Regions from separate parts of the Homo sapiens genome. Here region 1 is linked to region 2. The links are chromatin loops, found by intact Hi-C in ENCODE. Cell type or tissue: mesothelial cell of epicardium. All regions are shown on one strand. Links, peaks and the distances in the headings refer to the core of each region. The heading gives the core; the rest is flanking DNA.

What was found. Peaks named below come from ENCODE experiments on the same cell type or tissue, not always from the same donor. Only the 100,000 strongest peaks of a DNase experiment are listed, where the experiment ranks them.
Region 1: a loop joins it to region 2, with 33 times the contacts of the local background. A loop is called at or near these places in 1 of 110 quality-filtered maps.

What each region holds. Positions count from the first base shown.
Region 1 is chr11:115,981,052-115,983,952 of GRCh38, reverse strand. No RefSeq gene overlaps it. Among named protein-coding and RNA genes, the nearest start is that of LINC02703, 63 kb to the right of the region's middle. In mesothelial cell of epicardium, for the core only: no CTCF peak of the experiment used is centred there; no DNase peak of the experiment used is centred there.
Region 2 is chr11:116,504,326-116,507,226 of GRCh38, reverse strand. No RefSeq gene overlaps it. Among named protein-coding and RNA genes, the nearest start is that of LINC02151, 5.1 kb to the right of the region's middle. RefSeq lists enhancers at 95-595, 1,686-2,235. In mesothelial cell of epicardium, for the core only: no CTCF peak of the experiment used is centred there; DNase peaks (open chromatin) are centred at 1,366, 1,733 and 2,210.

The DNA.
Region 1 (2,901 bases), core at 278-2,777, 520 kb after region 2:
TCCCTGTCCCTTGTACCATCAATTGACTGAACTATAGATTTGCCCTGGCTTCTTATAGGGACTTAGGGAGAAAAAGCAGTAGTTCTCGGTTTACCTGTATATGACTCTCATACAATTTCAGCTCTTGGGAAGGTTTTGTGGGATCCATTATTTTCTCCCCAGCCAGCTGAATTACAAACCCATCTCCTTTAGGACAAAGGGGTCCCAGCAAGAGAGTGTGGATGACCCAGCACACGCTCAAGTTCATCACTAACACACAGCCAACACACAGCCATGGGATGCAAGTAACATCTATCTGAGAAGGGTCAGCATGTTCCCTGGAGTCTGGCCTCAGGTCCTGCAAAGGGAAGGGTTTGGGAATGGACTTTGGAACAGCCAGATCTCCCCACTCAGTGCAAATGAGAGAAAAAGGGGTGGAACATCTTGCTCTTCCTGGGAACTTTCTGAATTGAAGCACACAGCCTGGAATGTTCCCCTAGAGCGGTGCTGAGGTCCTAAAGAAATGCATGGGTCCTACTGACTGTGTGCTAGCCCCTCTCCTTGGTTTTTCTGGACTGGGGGCCCACCCTGTCCCCTTGTGCTAGGTTCTGAGTACATCTCCTTCTAAGCTTTGTTACCCTGACATCTGCATTCTGGCTCACCACTGCAGACTAACATGGCCAACAGAAATGAGGCACACTCTTGAAGAGTTATGATTCTTTCTTTGTGTAAGCTGCTTTGAGATCAAGCAGAGAATCACACATAGACCTGGTTTGTGAGTGTCTCACACTCTGAAAGCCTCAGGCTCTGAATCCTAATCCCTTTCCTTTCCACCCTCTTGTTTCCCTGGAATCCTGGGGAGTAAACAGGTAGCTGCCTGTTATACTGTCCCCTCGGGCCTGCTCCCCCTGGGGAACCCCAGCTCTGCCATACCCCAAGCCTCAAGCTCTCTTCTGAGGGTTTCTTATGCATGGGTCTCTGTGCCAAACCCACGCCAGGCCTAACCTATCCTCTCACGATAGCTACGGAACCAGGAGGAGGCCTCAGACCCCAGGGTAGCCAATTTCCAGCCTGCCAGTGGTCTGTGTGGTGGTCAGGCTTTTAAACCTTCCCAGTGAGTGGTGGCCAGTCCCAGATGGTGACTAGCCACATCTGTTGTACTCTCCCTCAGAAGTCTGAATGTAAGAGGTACAGAGATTTGGCTGCTGAGCTCCTTGGTGATGGTAGAAGCCAGAGAAGCAAACGCTGAGAGTTGCCAGGCTCTTCTGTGGAGGGATTCTAGGTCAGGGGCAAGGCCTGCTGCTGGGGGCATGATCTGCTGACCTTGTCTCAAAAGCTGGTTGGCCCCTGAGCGGCTCCCAGGCCTGTCTTTTCATCAGGCTGCATTCCTGTGTTCTTGCAACAATCTCAGCAGCCTGAGTATATTTATTTTTTCTTGAACCTAAAACTCACACAGAAAGCATCGTTGAGAAACCTGGATTTAGAAGGAAGAGCAAAAACAACTCATCAGAGCTTTCTTGGGCTCTCGCCAGTCTACTACTTTTTTGTGCCCCCTATGACATAATCTGGAGCCTGTCTGAGCAACCCATCTGGGTCAGGTTGAGGGGTGCCTCTGGCCCTGCCTTGAAAGCAATGATCTGTGGGAGGTTTGGAGGACAGCAGGGGAAGAGGCCTTGCCCCTGCTGTTGTGTAGCAGCTCCAGGAGAGGTCAGAGAAGGCCAGTAGGGTGGGAAGGGCTCCAATCCAAGAAGATGTCCCTTTCCCCTTCTCCAGCCACTCCAAGCAGAGGAAGGGGAGAGGTGGGAGAGCAAAGTGAGGATGGTGAGAGTTGTGGTGTGGGCTGGGGGCGAGTGTGGTGGATGGGAGAAGGGAATAGGATTGCAACGTCCCCAGGTCTCTGGCTCTTGGCTTGGGCCCAGTCAGACAGTGGGGAGATGCATTGAGTGGGTGCTCAATGTCTGGGCTGTTCTTCTTGCCTCTAATTTTGGCTTCTAGTCTGATGTCCTCACTTCACCCTCTCTGCAGCCAGAGCTGAGTCTCCCACTCCCCTGGGAAGAAAGGAGCTTTGTCTGCCCAGAAGTCTAGCATGCACAGCAAATGGAGAGGCAGGAGTTCTGCAGCCCACCTCTTTCAGGAAGCTTTCTCTGCTTAATTGTAACAGCACGCTCTTTATTCTAAGTTGTACCACCAGGGAATGTGAGTTGGACTGCCCGACCAGGAGGACAGGAGCCCTGTCAGACTTGCTTAGTGACTATCCTGAATGCTTAACACAATGTTTAGTCCAGGGAAGGGACTCACTAAATACTCAAGGAAGGAAGAAAGGAAGAAATAGTTTCTTTTTTAAAGCCAAAGCGTTTTTATTTTAAATAAAATAATACACAACTTCCAGTACGTACAGGTAGATAGCAATGAACTGTGATGAAGGGATGGGAGAGGGTCCATGACTCTGCATCTGGGCTCCCTTTGTTTCCCTGCAACTGTCTCTAAGGAATCTCTGCATCCTTTGAAATTCAGAGCCAACCCCACCCATTTTCCAAATAAAGAAACTGAGGTACCCAAAGGAAAAGTGGCCTGTCTAAGCCAGAACAGGCACCCAGGCTATTGTATATGTGCTCTGTGGAGACAATGAGTTCACACATGGTAGGTGCAGGAAGCGTTGGATGAATGAAGCATTGGAGGGAGGCGGCAGGAGAGGGGGAGTTGTTGATTCCCAGGCTGTGTGGGCCTGGAAAGAGTCATGAGCAACACCCGTGAGGAAGGATGCTGCACCAGAATCAAATGTATTGTATTTAAATATTCCCCAAGTCATTTTGTGTATTTAAGTCTTAATTCATCTCCTCTAAATCTCTCCAGCTACATTAATGTGATGACTTTGACAGAAAGATGAATAACATTATTAAAGAAGCTTGTGAGCAAATTTCA
Region 2 (2,901 bases), core at 291-2,790:
CAGAGTGGAACTGCTTCATCAGCCAGTCTTCTCACCTGAGATGCCTTCCTGAGCTCTTCTCTATAGAGCCTCTGGGCACTCTGACTTTGTCCTGCACAAGGGTCCCCTCTTTCCACGAGGCAGGGTGGTGCAGTGGTTAAAACCCAGGCTCTGGAGCTGGTACTCCTGGGCTTGCCTCTTCCCATGAACCAATTCGCTAACTTCTCTGAGATGGTCTCCCCAGGAGTGGGAGTAAGAATCATAGAGATGGTGTGTGTTTTGCCCTGACCTGGTGCACACCTCATAGTGGGTATTTGATGAGTGATGGCAGTCATTGTCATTACACAGAGATGACAAAGACAGGAGGTCCTCTTTTGTCCAGAAAGAGAGAAAAGCAAAAATGCAAAGCTAAGCGGTGTGGCCTCTCACTCATAGGCGATGGTGGGTTTGCAAGTCTTCTTTTGCCTCCTGGACCATCCCCTGTGCGCTTAGTCAACACACAACTCAGCCAGGGTGGGGCCCTGAACACAAGGAGGGCATTGTGTGGCCCATGGGAGGTTTGAACCCACAGCCTTCACTTTGTTAAAACCATAGCACGTGGAGCTTGAGGGCAGCACCAGATGCCATCCACCCCCACCCTCTCCCTGACTGTGAGGTGCCCATGGGGATATCTGGGACAGAGGATGCCCCACTGGCCTCCCGCTACCCCGCTCCAGCTTCCCTGGGTGGGAGCTCCCTTCTGTTCCCTCCCTAGGAGCATCATCCATGGCCATCCCCATGGAAACTGCCAGGGACCCTGTGGGGGAAGAAGAGAAAGATGAGGAGGGAGAATAATCAAGAATTATTTGTTTGGGGAAAGAGAAAAAGGAATGGCAAGGGAGAGTGGGAGGGAGGAAAGAGAGGAAGGCGAGGAGAAACAGAGGGGAGAGAGAAAGAGGAGAGAGAGAGAGAAAGAGGGAGAGAGAGGAGAGTCTTTTCTTTGGGGAAAAATGGAAATTTAATCAGATCAGTTTTTATAGTGCAAATAGAAAATCAGTTTTAATAAAGCCAAAAGGAAATGCAAAACAGCCGCTTGAGATGGAGATTGTGTTAAACAGACAGCTCTTTAGGAGTAGCCGAGTCTGTGATGTTTATTGTGCACAGACAGAGCAAGGAGGGGGATTTCTGGCTGAATTTCAAATAGGCATCTGATTTGGCTTTGGGGGTGGGGAAGAGCCTCTCCTCGCCCCTCCTCTCCACCCATAGGCCCATCTGTCCAGGGAAGGAAGGCTCCCAAAGTGAGAGGAGGAGAGAAGGGGACAGTGGTACCACAGGGCACATCTCCCTGACCTGGAGCAAGAGCAGCCGCCTTCCTCATCCTATGGGGTGTTGCCCCCAGCACCCCCTTGTCATGATCCCAGGACTTCCGGCCGGTCTTGCCCACTCCCTCCTACCCAAAGACAGGACTCTGCCCTCCATGGACACACCACTGTTTTTAGCTTCTGATTCTTAATTATAGTTCTGGCCCAGCTCTTGGCTTTATTGCTTTCATTTATTATAAAAAGACCAGTGTCTGTTTTTTGAAACGGCTATCTGGTCAAATCACAGTTGATAAGCAACACTGAGCTGTCTTTTTAAGACAGGCCAAATTTATCACACTTTAAAAAAAAAAAAGCAAGCCTTCGATGGCCTATTAGAAAACTTCCCCACCTTTTCCCAGAGTGACATTTTAGTAAAAGGCTTTATTTTCCTCCTCAGCTTTCACAAAGCTATCGCCTTGAAAGGGAGAGAGAGAGAGGGAGGGAGAGCGAGAGAGAGCAAGACACAGAGTACTTTTGAGGTTCCATAAAATATATGGAGAGGGCATGGAAGATAACAGGATCTGCCCTAATGGGGCTGTTAGCTTAGGAGGAAAAGAGGGGGCCGCTGGCGTGTGTTTGTCAGCTGTTATTTTTGTAATTAGAAGAGAAACTGCACTTTACATTTCAGAAACACAGCTATTTGAGGCTGCAAAGAAGATACGGGGGCCTGGGCCAGAAAGATAGGTTGGGAGGAGCAGGGGCTGGGGGAGAACAGGCAGGACCGGGCTGGTGGCTCCTGAGGTTAATGAGCTCATCTGTCACTTTTGAGGCTGGCTCAAAACTAGACAGGAACCCTGCAGGTCCCCTTCAAGAGGCTCCCCAGTCCTGGCTGGGCAGCTGATGCCACCCTGTATTCCAGGAAGGGGGTGGAGTCAAGCTGTGGGCCCGCCAAGCTGCTGGGGGCCGGGTAGCAGGGTCTTCTTGTGGCTGTGGAAGCCTCTGACCATCTGCTGGGAATGGGACAGGAACTGGGGCGAGGCCATTTCATGGGCTCAGCTAGAAGCAAATTTTCAGCCCTTGCTCTTGTAGGTTTGACTTTAGAAAGAAGGGGGGGCGTCTAAGAAACGAGGGTAGTGCTGCCCCTCCTAGAGTGGGTGGCGGTGTCCGCAGAGCAGAGCCTGTGTCTAATTCATCTGCAGACACACAGCGCCCAGGGTAGTAGAGTGTTGTGAGGACATTGGCTGGTGGAAACTGGAGGTGGCGGGAGGCTCCTCCCCCTGGCCACCCACGACCCGCACTTCTGCCCCTACTCCTTTCATCGGCTGCAAATACTATTCATTCCTCCTTTGCGTCTTCCTTTCATGCTTTCCATCCCCAGCAATATTTCCCTTCACTTCTTTCTGAACAAGATAGGTTTAATTGTTAAACAGCTCCTTCCTTTTTCTCCCCGCTGAGATCTGGGTTTCAGAGGAGTATTGTGGACAGTGGCCTCCTGCCTGCTCTGCCCACGCCCTTCTCTGTCCTAGGGTGGACACCCACAGCCTGGTGCCACTTGAGATCTCCTTCCTCTCCCTGATGCTGAGCGTCGGATTCAGCAACAATGGGGCACCTGACATCTGGCCACTTTGGGACCCAGAGAAAG